Linked DNA regions of Mus musculus: region 2 is linked to region 1. Evidence: chromatin loops called from intact Hi-C (ENCODE). Cell type or tissue: left cerebral cortex. All regions are shown on one strand. Links, peaks and the distances in the headings refer to the core of each region. The heading gives the core; the rest is flanking DNA. Region 1 holds the start of Fam162a (family with sequence similarity 162, member A). Region 2 overlaps Cd86 (CD86 antigen).

Region 1 (8,337 bases), core at 309-8,308:
GAGTGTGGTGTGGCATTAAGCCAGAGGTCATTTGCAGGAAATGGTTCTCACCGTTACTGGGAGGGTCCTGGAGAGTCAGGGAGATCAAACTCAGGTCATCAGGCTCGGTGGCAAATGCTCTCACCTGCCAAGCCACTTGCCAGTCCTATCTTTTATGACCCTCTTTCCACTTCCCATCTTTAAGCTATCAGGACCTCCTTACTCTTACTTTGTGCCACCGTGGGAGGATTTGAAGGGCTCTCTAGCAGCCCGACACTGCAGACCGGTTTTGCCCTTTCCCCTTCCCTCTCCCTTATAAAACCCTTAGATTACATTCTTAAAGCTAGCCCTCAAGGTTTATTCCCTTTTTTGGCCACTGACTCATTCCAGAGACTAAACATCATGGTCCAGCAATCAAAATTCATTTTTTTTGGCGACACTGGCTAACCTGTACAATCAGGACTTACCAACCTGTCCTAGGGCTTCCCTTTCCCCCTAAAAAACCCACTTCAGTAGAGACACCTGCTTTCTGTCTCTGACCTATCCAGAGACTCTCCCCCAACCCCACGCTTGTCCCTGTGGGGTAATAAATCTCCATTGTGCTGAGAATTTGGTGTCTGGGTGTGTTCTGAGCTGACTCTGAGCTCCTGCCTCTCCGTTAGGATTCCTCCATTCTATTTTAATAAGTAACTTCACTACAATGGCTTCTATATTTTTTCTTCTCTTAGGTTCACAGGTTTTTTTTTTTTAACTGTCACTTTTTTTTTTATTAGATATTTTCTTTATCTATATTTCAAATGTTATCCCCTTTCCTAGTTTCCCCTCCGAAAATCCCCTATCCTCTCCCCCATCCCCGTTCCCCAACCCACCCATTCCTGCTTCCTGGCTCAGCATTCCCCTATACTGGGGCACAGAACCTTCACAGGACCTAGGGTCTGTCCTCCCATTGATGACCAAAAAGGCCATCCTCTGCTACATATGCAGCTAGAACCACGAGTCCCTCCATGTGTTTTCTCTGATTGCTGGTTTAGTCCCAGGGAGCTCTGGGGTTACTGGTTCATACTGTTGTTCCTCCTAGGGGGCTGCAAACCCCTTCAGCATCGTGGGTACTTTCTTCAGCTCCTTCACTGAGGACCCTGTAATGGATGACTGAGGTTCACAGGTTTTTAACTGAGAGTTCTTCTCACCATCACCCATAACCCACCAATACCTACAACACAGTAAGGTTTCTACTCTGCCCAATTAACGGGTCTTTGAGGGCATTCCTGTTCTTCTATCCCCCCTTTTGTGTGTGTGTGTACACACGTACCAGTCTTATTAGTTGCTCAAGCTGGCCTTGAGCTTGTTGTGGCTGCTCTTTTAAAGGACCTGAGTTCAGTTCCTAGCTTCCACATGGCAGCTCACAGCCCTCTGTAGCTCCAGTCCCAGGAGATCCAACACTCTCTTCTGGCCTCCACGAGCACTGCATGCATGTGTGCACAGACACACATTCAGGCAAACATTAACACATACAACATAAAAAAATATTATCTTTAAAAAACATTTTTTAATTATAGGTACAGGTGTGCACGTGAGTGCAAGTGTCTGTGGAACTCAGGAGAGGGCATCAGAGACCTTGGAGCTGAAGTTACAGGTGATTGGAAGCTGCCCCACATAGGTGCTGGGACCAAAGTCCAGGCCTCTATGCTCTGCAAGGGCAGCAAGTACTCTCAACCACTGAGTCACTTACATCACACATTACATCACACTCTTTACAGGTTATAGCAGTGCATCCTGTACACAGCTGCCTTTTTTTTTTTCTTTTCACAGCTGCCTTTTTAATGCTACAGCTTTTTTTTGAATCCTTCTCTTGTTGCCAAAATTCATCTGGCTCCAACTCTTTACAAGCTCACACTTCCCCCCGTAATGCTCCAAGGTAATATGAATTTTTCCTTGCTGCTTTTCCTGTTTTACACCTCTCCAGACTCCTAACTACCTCTTTTCTTTGCTCAAATCACTTCCTGTTTCCCAGAAGCCTTCAGTTGATAATCCTATCTCCTTAACCTTTCCCTTCCTCTAAATTCTAAAGTCAGTAGTGTACTGCCCCCTGGGAGGAAGAAAGGGGCAGGGAGTCCCTGACCTATAGTGCTTTCAAGTGACCACAGCAGATTTCAAGCTGCCGAGATGACATTACCATTTTTGAAGTTGGGGTAAGTGCACAATGCCAGCAGGACCCAGCTCAGCAGCACTCAGTATGCTCTGTAACCTAGAGCCTAATACATGCTGTATGCTCTCTAGCTGTATTATATGGGTTGGTTTATACACTGCAATAAAAAGCCCTAGGAAGTTGGCAGTGTATGGGGCACACGGTGTACGCTCAAATAGAAACTCACTGGCATTACCTGGAGCAATATGATAAGCAAAGTCAAAATTGTAGTAGTTATAATGGATGTGATCTCATTTAGGGTTCGTTAGCAAGAACAGATAAAAGAACAATGAAGGAGCAAACTGGAGCAGAACTAAAATCAGAGTGGGAGGCAGATATTGGTTATGTCCCAGCTTTGAACCTACGTGACCCTTAGCAAGCAAGTTCCCTTCCTATGCCGTATGTTTCCTCCTGCAGCCAGGGTGGCGGTGCACACTGACATCCCAGTGCTCAGAGGCTGAGGGTTCCAGGACAGCTGGGTAAGTAATGAGGCACTGGCAAGAAGCCAAAAGCAGTACTAAGTTCCTTCATCTGCATACATTAAGGGACTAGATGACTTCTCAAATACTGCTTGGCTTCAGTGCTCTGGGATATGGGTTAGACAGGGGAAGCCCATGGTTTCTGCACTGGTGACAGCCATGAAAAGGTCACTGTAAAAGCTGACAAGTCAATGGAGCACAGGGCAACAGAACTTCTTCAAGGTACGAAGAATACTATGTAAGTCTATTCATTCTTCTGACTCAATCACCCTACTGAAAGCTACAATGTCTTGGAGCCGAGGAGATGGATCAGTGGATAAGTCTGACTCCTCTACCCTTACGTAAGGAGCCAGGTGTGGCTCCTTAGTGCTGTAAGGAACAGCGCGGTGAGGGGTGGAGACCTGAGGATCTCTGGGTTTGCTGGCTGCCAGCCTAGTTCCAGGCTCAGTGAGGGAATAAAGTAGGGTGATGGAGCAGGAAACCCATGTCCTTCTTGGGCCTTCACCCGGGCACAAAATGTGTACACAGACTCCACATACAACACACATCTAAATAAAGATACAATATCTTAAAAGTTGTATCTATTTTATTCAGCTTTCAGGAGAAAAGAGATGTGAAAACTTACCTTATATTTGCTTAATCCAAGATATTTCCTAGAGTCCTTCCATCGAAACAATATGTACTAACAGATACTTGTAAGAGCTGAGAACTTAGTAACTCTATGGCAAAGCTAATCTTGATGCTAATGGAAGTCATGGCAGGGTGGGTGAGAAGCTAGTTAGCCTCGGAGTCTTAACAGTTGTGCTTCTTAAGAGAACCGGCACTGCTGGGATATGGACGTTAAGCCTCGGTCCCTCTTCCTAGTACATGATCATAAACGTCAGAACATGATTTCAGAAGCTCACAAGACCTCTCACCTGTAGCAATTCTGTAACAACTTTGACCTGCATCTATCTACAACTACATTCATGCAACAAGCAACTAAAGCCCATAAACCCTCTAGGCTGTTTGCGAAGGGAGTCCACCCAGGAGTTCCAAAGGAAGCGGTTACGCACAGCTCCACTGCTTAAATTGAGGACCTTATTCTGAATAGTATTCTGAATAAGAAAACAATGCCTAGATTACATTTCTAATTGAGCTGCCACACACTTGGTCAATGTTATTTATCAAATCGCAGTTGGTTCTTGAAAGTCCATTTGTGTATGAAAGTGTATGTCCACCTCACAAACACATCTGCATTTCACCTTAAGGAGCCCCAGCTGCACCGGGGAGGGTATCTGTGAGACCAGCCTGGTCCACATAGTGAGGTCCATGGCAGCCGGAGCTACATAGTGAATGTCCCAAAAGAAAACAAAAAAGCTCCATCTGGCTATAAGATGGTTAACTTACACATGCGCATATTCCAGCAGCAGCATCAACAGCAGCAAGGAACTCGGATAACACAAACTCACTGCCCTCCTTTGGTGCTGACTTTTATCACCAGGTGGTGCTACACAAGTTATTTAGCCCTGTGATTTATGTTTATTTATAAAGACAGGAGGGAATAAGATTCAAGGGGGGCGCTGTAGAAATCAGATAATGTAAATCAGAAAGCGCTTTTATTAATAAAATAGGTAAAAGTAAAAGAAATCACTGGAAGGTGCTCACAACACACCAGACACTCACAGATCACCTGGCAGTCGTTGCCCATAACATCCTTGGTGTGCTATTAAAACATTCCCCATCGGAAGTAAAATTGTTGTTAAATTGTGCAAGGAAGTCTGTCTTGGTTAGAGGCCCAGCAGAGAAGTTCCAAAACATCAGAAATCTTCCAAGACACTTTAGCTTTCCATGACGTGTGCTACAGTCTAGAAAAGTAACTACTGCCAGTGTTTAAGTGACTTTCACATAACTCACAGGTTGCTGATTCTTTTGCTTGCTCTTTTGAAAACTTTGTAATACTTAATAAACATGCACATCGAGATTTTAGATGATTAGATCTTAACTGATACAAATCAAAACCAGTAAAAGAATGAGTGCTTTTTCTCTTTCTCCGTTTTCTTTCTAGAGCAGAGTGGGTGTGAGTTTTTAAGGGTGTAAGCAATGCTGACCCATTGAAAGGTCTTTCAGTCGGTAAAATCTAACCTCTTCACCGGCTACTCTTTACGCAACTATTCTCCATGTACTATTTTTTTTTTTTTGCATTGCTTCAATTACATTTACAATATACATTACTCCAATAACAAAACGTGGAGCTATTCTTTCTCTAAAAATTTAACAACTCTGTAGTAATTTGATGCCATGGAACAAAGGATAGATCATGAAAGTTCATAAAGATGATCAAAAGGTAAGCTACCCTCTAAAGACCCTCAAGATACAAGCTGCAAACTCTCTGATTTCTCAACTTGATAATTCAAGGCTCTCTAGATTTCCCCGAGGCGGGATACGTTCACGTTACCAGACTCCAAAACACTCAACCGCTCCAATGTTTACTGAGAAAACAGGCTATAGACCTTACGTTATTAGCATAACACTTTCCCCTAAGAGAGTCCCGGCACTTACCGCACTATTGTTTAAAAGTATGTACTACCACCCACAACTTAAGGCAACAATTACTCGTATTCTGTGAGATCTTTGAGTCCCTCACCTAAAGAGGGAGGGACAAGTAGGAAGGCACAAGTAGAATAACGGATAGGAGAAAGTCAGGGTGGAAAGCATTACTTCCGTGGATAACTCTTAATAGGAGCTCACAGGAGGATGGGGACCAGGTGGAGGCATCAAGGCACTAACTTAAGATGGGAGCTGCGTGAATGAGCGCCAGATACCAGGGTCTCGGCCAGCCCCCCGCGTCTGCTAAGGCGCTGCGGTCCTCACACGGTTGCAGTAAGCAGGACACCCCCACCGGCGATGCCCCCTCCTGCCGCCCGCAGACCCGCGTCTCACCAGCCGCCAGGCGCAGGCCGCCGAGGCTCCACATGGCCACCCGCTCCGCCGACGCACAGCACCCCACGGCGGCCGCGGCGCTGGCGCTCAATGTCACCAAGGGCCCGCGTGGGGAGGGCGCTGGCGGGGTGGGCGGGGCGTGCCGGCGTGACGCAGCGGGCGTGCGGGACGTGCGCGACGAGCGGAGGATGCGGCCAAACGCCCTGCCTGCCCGGGCATGATGAAGGCGGAGGAGGGAGGGCGATGTCTGCCAACTGCGAAGCGCTGAGTAGTGTTTTAGGACTGTGCAAGCGAGTCACACACGCGGAGGGACTCGGGACCAGGGCCCTATGGCGTCCGGGCTTCGGGAATGCCCGAAGGAAGCCTGCTTTCCACTTAGCTATGTTTTTAAAAACATCTAGTCATTCTCACCGCTTGCCCACCCTCACCTCCCCAAACGCCGTTAGTTTCTCGACGCTTCTTCGAGGGGCTCATCCCTCATTAGCAACCCGATGCTCTAGGCTTAGCGAGAGGAAAGGCAACCGCCCGGGCTCACGGTATTTGCTGTCAGGCAGCACCGCGGACACCTCTGCTCCACGGTGATTGGTCGGCTGCGGGGGTCCTCGTGTTCGTTCAATATGGCGGCGCCCAGTGGCAGTGTGAACTGTGAAGAGTTCGCCGAGTTCCAGGTGATGAGGTTTTCCACACGTGGCAAGCTTGTCCAGCCTTTTGTCCCCACGTCCCAGTCGGTGCTTTGGTCCGGGAAGGGAGGATAGACAAACTGTAGGAAAAGCAAGTTGCTCAGAGCTTTTTATAGGGGAGCCTTTGGAGGTCATGGGGGCTGGGGGTGGCCTTGGAAAGCGGAGGTGCTCAGCGTAGGAGGTGCCGGAGGCTCACCGGGTCATTCTGGAGCGGTCAGGCCGAGCTCTGAAGCTGTGGGTAGGGATAGTTAATAGTTCAGTAGTTCTCCGAACTTCATTCCCAGCTTCTACCAAAACTCCCCTACTTCTAAGTTGAGATTTTGTGGGAGAGAAAAAGTGAAAGAGACCTTGTGTACTTGATAAAGTATTTGGCATAGTGCCTTTTTATGTGTGTGGTGCGATACAATGAATATTTGGAAGCTTGGGGGAGGGTTAAGTCAAATACTTGGTCTGTGCTATCGCCTTCTTGATCCCGAGAGAAGGTGTAACACTTAAGTCAAATATGTGTCTTTTTTGGTACTAAAAATTTCAAAGGTTGAATAGTTAACCAAGAATTCAAGAATAACGATCCGGATGTTGATCAATTCACAATGATGGTTCTGCTATTAAATTAGAGTTGAAGCTAAACAAAAAAACAAAAAAACAAAAAAACATGACCTTTAAAAGTGTATTTTAAGTAGAGATAGTAAAATTTGTTAAACATGTCATTTCCCTATCTGTAGTAACCGTAATACTTTGAGTAGCTTGTAGGTAGTGGTATTCTTGAAGATAACCTCACCAAATTGATTTATTTGGTAAATAATTAGGCCAAAAGTATTTTTTTAACATTTATTTTTATGGGCATCGGTGTTTTGTGGGCATGTATTTCTGTGCACCACATCTGTGCATTAGCTGCAGAGGCCAAAAGAGGGCATTGTATCTCTTAGGACTGAAGTTACAAACTTTTGCAAGTTGCCATATGGGTGCTAGGAATTGAACCTGAGTCCTCTGCAAGAACAGACAGATACTCTTATCCACTGAACCATCATCTCTCCAGCCCCTTGGCCAAAAGACCTAATGAATCTGTGAGTTTAAAAAAAAAAAAAATCAAAAGATTTGTTTACCCAGAACCAGTCTTAGCATATGTTTTAATTTTGTAAATAGGCATTAATTTTTGTTCCCACTCCTTCACAGATAGAACCAGAACATACATGAAGGTACTGTAACAATGTAAAACATTACTATGGCATTTACATTTAGATGAATTTGGTAAAATTATGAAAAACATGGTTGACTGGAATTCTCACAAATTACTAAACAAAATTAATATTCTCAAGAGTTGTTAGATCACTTTGTATGTAGGTATCCTAACCAAGAAAACCAAACAAACCAACCAACCAACCAAACAAACAAACAAAAAAAAGGGTTTTTAAAGTCACTTGAAACAAATGAGTGCTTTTAAATATGCTGCATGCAAATTGAATGAAGTTCCGGACTTGTTTACTATTTGGAGGGTTATATTTTGCATATGATGCAGGGCACAGGTATTTACAAATGCTCCTCCTAGTTTCATGGACATATTCTTAAGGCAGACTTATGTCAACATCAAAATTGATCCTTTTATTTTCAAAAGTTTTCTCATGGGCTTTCCTATGCAATCCCTGTCACTTTCTGTCAAGTTCCAACTATTAGTAATTCTTAATGTTGTTTTCACACAACTATGTATTTTAAGCTTAAAAGGTTTTTAAAGAGTTTTGAACTTTTTGCATTCCCCTTCATTGTAGCATTCCCAGAAAACATCCTATTTCCAAAGCTAAATAGAATTTTTTAAAAAGTTTAAAATTGGATGCTTCAAATCTCATTTTAACATATAATCAACAATTTACTGGGTACATTTTTTATTTTTTGGTTTTTTGAGACAGGCTTTCTCTGTGTAGCCCTGGCTGTCCTGGAATACTCTCACTCTGTAGACCAGGCTGGCCTTGAACTCAGAAATTCTCCTGCCTCTGCCTCCCAAGTGCTGGGACTAAAGGCATATGCCACCACGCCCAGCTATTGGGTACATTTTTAGCCTGTTCATGCAGCCGTAACTAAATACTACAGTCCTAAGTGA
Region 2 (8,337 bases), core at 294-8,293, 550 kb after region 1:
TCTAGGAAGAATGGTGGCTTGTCACAAGTGGGGTACAGGTTAGGCTAGCTCTCTATGGGGCAAAGCTGACACTGAGTTTCAACCTCTTCTTTCATCACTGTGGAAGCACATCAAGAAGATGCTGCAAGCATGCCTTCACTCAGTCTTTTCTTGAACATATTTCCTGCTCCTTTTGGGTACAGCTAATTTGCTGTGGTTCTCTCACTGGCTGAGCATGCAGAAAGTCACTGCAAATGTGAGGGTCTTTCATAGAGAACTCTATATCGCCCTCCCTTCTATTTTTGTCATGTTTACTAAGTCCAATAGTCTGTTATCAGTATCAGTAACTGTTTTACAGTAGGATAAGGCCCCAGTGCCTTTAGGAAGACTTACATGACTTTCAAAGATCTTGCCTGCCTCTGAATGCTCATAGAACTGATGATCAGCTTGTTTTAAATTTAGGCAGTTGTTTCCATGAGCTATAATTTAGACTTGAATTTCATCTTTTAAAAAAAACTTGGTTGTCATATATGTACATCGTGGATTTCTTATTTTCCTGGGAGAGTCTCAAGAACTAGAAGATATCTTCTGAGTTTTCAGCTTTACAGCCAACAATGACTACAATGAGTCTATATGCATAATAAGTACCATTGAGAGGCAGGTATATATGATTGTCATATATATATATTTGTGTGTATGTGTGTGTGTGTGTTTTAGTCAGTTGAAAGCTTCTTGCTAGGAAATATCCTCTATTTTGTATCCACAGCATCTCATTGTCCTCCATCCAAGGATAATTCCAAAGACTGGGTCAGTTTCAGGGCTAAGACCATGTTTCTTCAAGTATAGCTTGGATCTTGAGTCATGAAAATGTAAAAATAGCCTTCTATTTGGCTCCTTCCTAGTGGTCTGCTAGAAGGTTTTTCAGCAATCAGTAAACATTGGATAATTTGGATAAAAGATTTGCTTATAGCACCTTGTGAAATAAATACTTAGGAAGCAGACTTACTGAAATTGAGAGGTTTGGAGGAAATCTTCATTGACTCCGTTTCCAGAACACACACAACGGTCATATGCCACACACCATCCGGGAATGAAAGAGAGAGGCTGTTGGAGATACTGAACAGTTCTGTGACATTATCTTGTGATATCTGCATGTTATCACCATACTCATTAGTTGAATTAGTTATCAGAAAATACATCTTCTTAGGTTTCGGGTGACCTTGCTTAGACGTGCAGGTCAAATTTATGCCAGAATTTCCTGTTACATTCTGAGCCAGTTTTATTTCAGGTTCACTGAAGTTGGCTGGAAGCAGAATAAAGATGGAATCAGTCAACCTAAATGTAGATGTCGATACAAAGGAATGACAAGTGACTGACAGCCAGTTTTCTGATCAGAATAGACCTGACCATCTCAAGGTATATTCCATGTGGGCCTCAGCCCATAGTGAGGGCTGCATAATAAACGTACAGTTATCTTTCAAGACATCTACTTGTTCCTCTAGAGAATGCTCTCTGAGACATAGGCTACCTAAAATTATCTTACCAAGGTCTATAGTGAAGCCACTACTCTAAGAACTGGGGTCTCAACTCTAACTATCTGGCCTCCATTCCCACAGGGAAACATCTCACCTTCCCACTCAGGGATGAGGTAAATTTCCATCAAGAACTCACAGGGTTTATGGTCCTTGCATGCTCTGGGTCTCATCTTTAAGAACCTACAAGTAAGAGTAATAAGGGAGGTCTTTCTGCTTACAAACTTAGATTGTTGGTTTTTGACATGACTATCATAGTCTAACTTTATGTGCTGTAACAGTGGTAATTCTCAACCCATGGGTTGTGACCCCTTTGCGGGGGTGGGGGGTGTTCATGTATTAGATATTCTGCATATCAGATGTTTACATTATGATTCATAACAGTAGCAAAATTACCATTATGAAGTAGAAACTAAATAATTGTATGGTTGGGGGTCACCACAACATAAGGAAGTATATTAAAGGGTCACAGCATTAGGAAGGTTGCAGACCACTCTGCTGAAAAAAATGATTCATATGGAGGCAAATTCAAAACTCTCTCCTCTTTGTTTACCACTGTGTGTTTTTAGGGCTGAAGTACACTGGCACAAAGATCCTGGACCTGACACGTGTGGATTCTACATATTAGTTGATAATTGAGTACGAAACTGGAGAGATGGCTCAGCCACTAAAGGCGGAACTCATAAGCAAAATGATTGTACCATGTAACAATGTAACATGTAACAATGTAACAATGGAAGTCATTTGCATGCCATCCTCTTTTGAGTTTTTGCAATCTCATTGTGCTCCCTGAACATTCTGCTGATGTTTGGTAAGAATTGCTAGAGTCCATTCAGCTTCATCAACAATCTCTTTTGCAGTCATGAGTTAAGTTGTAGTACTGATACACATTATAATGAATAGACAACCTGTTTTAAAGGCTGGTCTGTGCCCCCTCCTAAAACACACTGTTTCTCCAAAGGGGCCTGCCACACCCTGAGAACCCAAACTTAGCACCTTGTTAAATGGAAGCCCTGTAGCCACGACTGAATCAAGTCACGCTCAAGGAGAGCAACCCTCCATGCTGTGTCTGGGTTTGCCTGTTTTATCCTGTGGTTTATCCTGTGGATTTAGAAATGGTTCATTCTAGGAGGATTATTTCTCAAAAGGTGTCAGTCTGCCTTTTCCAAGTTCGTGAAGAATTCATTCGAGTCCAGCAACATTATGCCTCAGAATGAATCTACACTAGAGAAATACAAATACATCCACACAGAGGCTGACACTTGCATAGCAGCTCAGTTTGTCACAGCTTCAAACTGGAAACAACCCAGTATCTTTCAGTGATTGACAGTATAATGGAATTCATCAATTAAAAAAAATAAAACTTCCAAATTTTTGATACACTCAACTTATATGAAACACAAAAGGCATTTTGCTGAATAAAAGAAGTTCATCTTAAAGATTAAAGTTCAGCTCCATTTATACGCTATTCTCAGAATGACAGAACCCTAAGAGATAAAGCAAGAGACCCAGATTACTACGGGTGGAAAAAAATCTTAGACTAAAAGGAGAAAATAGAAGGAGTGGCTACATTGTCCATTGTTATAATCTGTCTGTGTTGCTTTGTTCACCTAGCCCTATCTTATCTCAAAAAATTCTCACTGATCTCCAAGAAACAAGCTGTCAAAGTACAAAGGGCTTTCAGCTCCCCACTCTCAGACCCCACATTCCCTCCAAATGGACTTTCTAGAAGTGACTCTCTTCTGCCTTCATTTCCAGTCTGTTCAAATATCCACCCTCAATGTTTCTTTGCTCAGTCATGGTCTCATCTGAGCAGCCGACAATCTAAACACAGCACTGACCACATACCGATCACTGACAGTTCTGTTAATGTCTGTTGGAGGATAATTGATCCTGTGGGTGGCTTTTTTTGTATAAAACAATCATACGAGCCCATGTCCTTGATCTGAACATTGTGAAGTCGTAGAGTCCAGTTGTTCCTGTCAAAGCTCGTGCGGCCCAGGTACTTGGCATTCACACTATCAAGTTTCTCTGTGCCCAAATAGTGCTCGTACAGAACCAACTTTTGCTGGTCCTGCCAAAATACTACCAGCTCACTCAGGCTTATGTTTTGAGCCTTTGTAAATGGGCACGGCAGATATGCAGTCCCATTGAAATAAGCTTGCGTCTCCACGGAAACAGCATCTAAAATAGAAAAACTGAGAATTAGGAAAGAGGAGACAAGAAGAGGAAGATCCCTTGCTCTGAAACAGCACCCAGCTTCCAGCTTGTCAGGCAGTGATAGTACTGGAGAGGTGGGTGCTAGGATCTGGAACCAGGCATCCATGCTGGACGTCTGAAGCTCAGGCTTTCGTTTTGCTCCACTTGGTTCACATGTGCAGGCTGCAAACTTTGTGAATCTGTTTTCTCACCAGATTAAGGAAGTGGTCTGTAGTAATGTTCTAGGATTCTCTCTGTGCTTCTGCGAATTTCAAAACCAGAGCATTGACTACCATCATCATAATTGCTACAGGCCTCCACAACTGCTATGCCATCTGCCTAAACCCTGCCTGCCCCATGCAATCCCTTTATACTTTGGTCTGCTATGTTTTTGGTTTTTTTGGGTTTTTTTGTTTTTTGTTTTTTGTTTTTTTAAAGATTGTTGATGATGGATGGTTCCTCACTTGCTACCACCTTTTATTAGTCTCCATTATTTGGGAGCCCTACTGAGTCACTTCTTTGACATTCAACTAGTTCCTGCCCCCACAGCCTCCACTCCCAGAGCCAGAGAAAAAGGGGGTTTGAAGTGACTCAAGTGTCAAGCAATGTCTCTATTCTCAGTGACCTCTCTAGAATCTTTCAGGGACCAGAAAGGAAGCTGGGCAAATGTAATGGCTCTTGGGAGATGATAGAGGTCAGGATATTTAAGGAAGATGAGCAAGCTGCTGGGAGAGAACTGTATGTGGGAAGGTGAGGATGAGCCTTGTCATACTGCAGAAACCCTGAAGAAACCAATGGCTACTCCTGGGCTGCAGTGCCCTGGAAACTTTTAGAACCCAAAGGGAGCAATGATGGAAAAGTTCAGAGAGAGGACGCACTGGCATAAGCCAGCTTATGGGACTTTTTCTAGGCCACAGAATTGCTGGAGACTCAGCAAAGAAAATAAATAGAGGGAGATGAGAGGCGAGAGGTGAAAGGTGAAAGGTGAAAGGTGAGGTGGGTGTGCCTTTTAAAGGCTCATATGAAGCTGGAGGCTGCAATGGGGAGAAGAATGGAGGAGAGTCTTCATAAAAACAGCTCGTCCTTCGGGACTTCAGGAAGGGAGGGAAGGGAGGGCCAGTGATGGGTGAGGGAGATGAGGAGTCCCACTCACAGTGGTGGTGAGTCAGAAGTTAAACTGACCTGACCAATTAGCCTCCCTTTAAACAGGAAATAGTATAGGCAGGTACGATGGCATGGACTTGGCAAAGCAGAACACCCCATGAGAACCTACAATCAAGGGGTCTCAGAGGATACTCCAGACATCCGTGAAGGACACATGCATGTCTGCATCAGAGGGAAGAGGGAGATCACTGAGTTCCCACAATACCAAAAAATTGACCTAAGAAAAATTTATTGTATTTGGCTTTTTGTTCCACCTCTGCTAATCTCTTAAGTGAGAGGCAAGAGTGCCACCTACTGTAAATGTTCGAAGTTTGGTGAGGACTGGTGGACTGTGCGGAGGGCAGGACATATTCTGGTTTGGCTCTAACTTATTGTGATTCTGGGCAAATGATTTCTGATGGAGAAACCAAGCAGGCAGCTGAAGCAAAGCACTGGCCAGCTATTGGTTGGTGTGTTCTTATATTGCCCAGTTTTTAGTTGCACTTCCTGGGTCTAGAAGTGAACTCACTCTGAGATTCTTACATCCGCTCAACACACAGACTCTTTTTCTTCTGTGGAGACCCAGAGTACCCAATCTCCTTTCCATTCACTCCCTCTCCAACTTCTCTGACCCAGTCCCCCTCTCCCACAAAGTAACAGGGACTTCATCTTCCCTCAGTTCCCTCTTTACCTACCAATAAAAAGTAGACCAAAGCCTTTGGCCTCACCTGAGGGCTGGTCAGAAACACAGACTCTCTGGTTCCACACAAGATCTGAATCAGAACCTGCATTTTACCATGAACTTCTATTTGGGAAGCTGAGGGGATCAGAGCTGATAACCAGCCACATACACTTCTACCTCTCCAGTCCCCTTCTCCTCCCCACGGGGCGAGAAACTACTCTGTAGCCATTCTGAATGGAACTGAAAGTATTTCACATTCCACATGCTTGGTTTGTCATCAGACCCTGATTGTCTTGATTGTACTCTGAACCAAGCAGACATATCTTAGCTGTGACCATATCGGGAAGATTTGACTCAAGGTCTGTTCTTTCCCAGTGCCTTCAGGCCTCCACTGTTATGGTCCCCAGAACTTGGGGCCTCAAAGCAAGTGAACTCCCTAGAATTCCATTGGTGGAAAGCACTGAGAAATCCTCCCTCTTCTAACATGTGGGTTAAAGAAATGCTTTAGACTTAGCTATGACTGATTGTTATGATGCAGCCAGGAGCCAAGGACACAAGAATTCAGCCACATATCTCCCCACTCAGGAACCAGTGATCAAGAATACTGAAGGACCTCTGCAGACAGAAACCCCTGGAGTGTCCCACTTTGTGAGTCTATGACCTCACCAGAATATCAGTCTTCCCTGGTCGGTTACCCCAAACTCATCATCTCTTCTGCATTTTCTTTGCTTGTTACACTCCAAGGTTCTTGTTCTTTCTGTAAACTTCGCCCAAAGCCTTTCTAGGCCCGCTGAAAGTCCCGTTCCATTGTACTAGATCCCACTATAGCTGATCCTCTTCAATAAATATTACCCTCTATGTCCTTTCCATGGAATCTAGTTCTACCCAAAGGACTCCATGTGGCCCACAAGACACTCCTGGCTTCCTCAGCAAGGGCTTTGAGGAGCACCTCTCCACTCAGAGGTGTCTCCTATCTCATGGTTATGAAGTACTAACTATTGGTCACTGTGTCCTCATTCAAGGAGGATTTCGGCATTATATTCAAGGCTCTTCTCTCTAACCAATACTCAACATAACCACCAAGATAATGTAACAGTTTATTCATCAATAACAAGTCTGCCAACAACCTTGTGTCAAAGTTCCTTACTTTATCTACCACAGAGACCTTCACCCACAGACCTGCTCAGCAACCCTCCATTTCCCATGGCACAATCCTGAGCAGTGTCCCAGAGGGCTTAATACCTCAGATCTGACCCCCAGTGTTTACTCTCATTTTCTTCATAGCTGTTCTTCAACTTTGTTGAGATGTTAGCTCTCTTAGACCCCAGTCTTTGATTTCACAGTATTATTCCTCCGAAAGAATACTTTGAGAGGAGAGAATTCTTCTCTGGTTTTGCACAATGTGAATCCTCAACAAGTAGTAACTGTGACCAAGAAACTGGATCATTTTTTACAGTGCTGGAGAGGGAAATTGAATTTTTTTTCATCTTGTTTAATCTTAATTAATTAAAACTTAATGAGTCACATATGGATAGTGGCTATTATACTGGACAGCACACACACACACACACACACACACACACACAAAATAAATCCATAATACAGCTTTTTAACCATTTCTCACCAGTAAAAAGCCACTAAATATATCTCTTGGCCCTGGTAGAAGTTATGCTAAAGAAACTTTTTTCGAATCTACAGATCTGATCTTACAGCTGGGTGGGTAAGTACCCTTACAGGAAATAATCTCACTGAACAGATAGGTAACATTTGAAATTTGTGATAGTCTACTTCTCTAAACACAGCCTCCAGGCTCATCATCCTGTCTCAACAGGTCCCCTCTGCCCTTGCTTTTCTTTTCTGTTCGATTCCCTAGTGAGCAGAGACAGCTTTCTCCCCCTACACGGCTCACTCCTGTCTCTCCTGAAGCTTTTCTGACAAAAGGTGTTACCAGTTTTCATCAAGAAAGCTCTGTGCTCTTTTGGACCTCACCCCATCTGGCCATTGTACCAAAAGTAACATGGCTTTAAACTCCAGTTTACTTGGAATTAACTTCCTCAGTCTGACTTCCTGGTCCATGTGTCTGTTTACTCTGGGATTTATTCTGTATGCCCACTGATTGAACTCTCAGGGATAAGCTACAAGGTGCGTATCTCCAGTCCATAGCCATTAGTCAAGTCCCAGGCACCATATCCGATGGCTTGTTGGATGTTTTCAAGTAGATAGCAAGAGATACACTCTATTTCCTCTTAAATCTGAAAAGGCCCCAAGACAGCAGCTGAACTAATGGCTCTTTGAGTAGATTAAGTTTGAATTGTTAGTTTACCCCAGGTACTTGATTTAGTGTTGGTAGACAATGACAAGAGATAGAGCTAAAAGGAGACCCATGAATGCTATTTTCATGTACCACCCAAGCCAGAACCTACAGAATCTGGGGGAAGAGAGTCCGCCTCTCCACAACACAAGAATCTGAAGCTGTTTAATGTACGTCTTTAAGTGAAGGAAGACTCTCCCACTCCAGGGTTATTGTTGACCAGTGGTGTTGGTCAGGCGAAATAAGAACCCTAAAACCTGGAGATTCAGACAAGAAGAGAACAACTGCCAGATGTCCAACTGGACTAAGCATGGTGGATGCACCTATGGTCATAGCTACTCTAAGGCCAGTCTGGAGCATTCCCAGAGTGAAGGGCCCATGAGATGGCCTAGAAGGTTGTTGTGCAAGCCTGATAAGCCGAGTTTAACCCTCAGGACCCACTTAAAGGTGGAAGAAGAGAACAGACCCCACAGGGTTGTCCTTTGCCAGCC

The links. Hi-C counts contacts between places; a loop is a spot of excess contacts. Peaks named below come from ENCODE experiments on the same cell type or tissue, not always from the same donor. Only the 100,000 strongest peaks of a DNase experiment are listed, where the experiment ranks them.
Region 2: it touches region 1 in a loop (2.2-fold over the local background); 2 of 42 quality-filtered maps call a loop at or near these places.

Annotation. Positions count from the first base shown.
Region 1 is chr16:36,065,905-36,074,241 of GRCm38, forward strand. Fam162a (family with sequence similarity 162, member A) reads right to left here and starts at 5,657. Exons shown (of 5, transcript NM_027342.2): 1 at 5,566-5,657. The coding sequence starts at 5,599. It overlaps Ccdc58 (coiled-coil domain containing 58), which reads left to right and starts at 5,756. Exons shown (of 5, transcript NM_198645.2): 1 at 5,756-6,233. The coding sequence starts at 6,183. In left cerebral cortex, for the core only: CTCF peaks have their summits at 4,124 (motif pointing right), 5,603 and 6,220; DNase peaks (open chromatin) are centred at 4,019, 5,764 and 6,131; H3K4me3 peaks cover 2,524 bases; H3K27ac peaks cover 1,437 bases.
Region 2 is chr16:36,617,345-36,625,681 of GRCm38, forward strand. Cd86 (CD86 antigen) reads right to left here. Exons shown (of 8, transcript NM_019388.3): 3 at 3,360-3,695; 4 at 986-1,282. Among named protein-coding and RNA genes, the nearest start is that of Cd86, 45 kb to the right of the region's middle. In left cerebral cortex, for the core only: a CTCF peak has its summit at 5,178 (motif pointing left); DNase peaks (open chromatin) are centred at 3,697 and 5,181.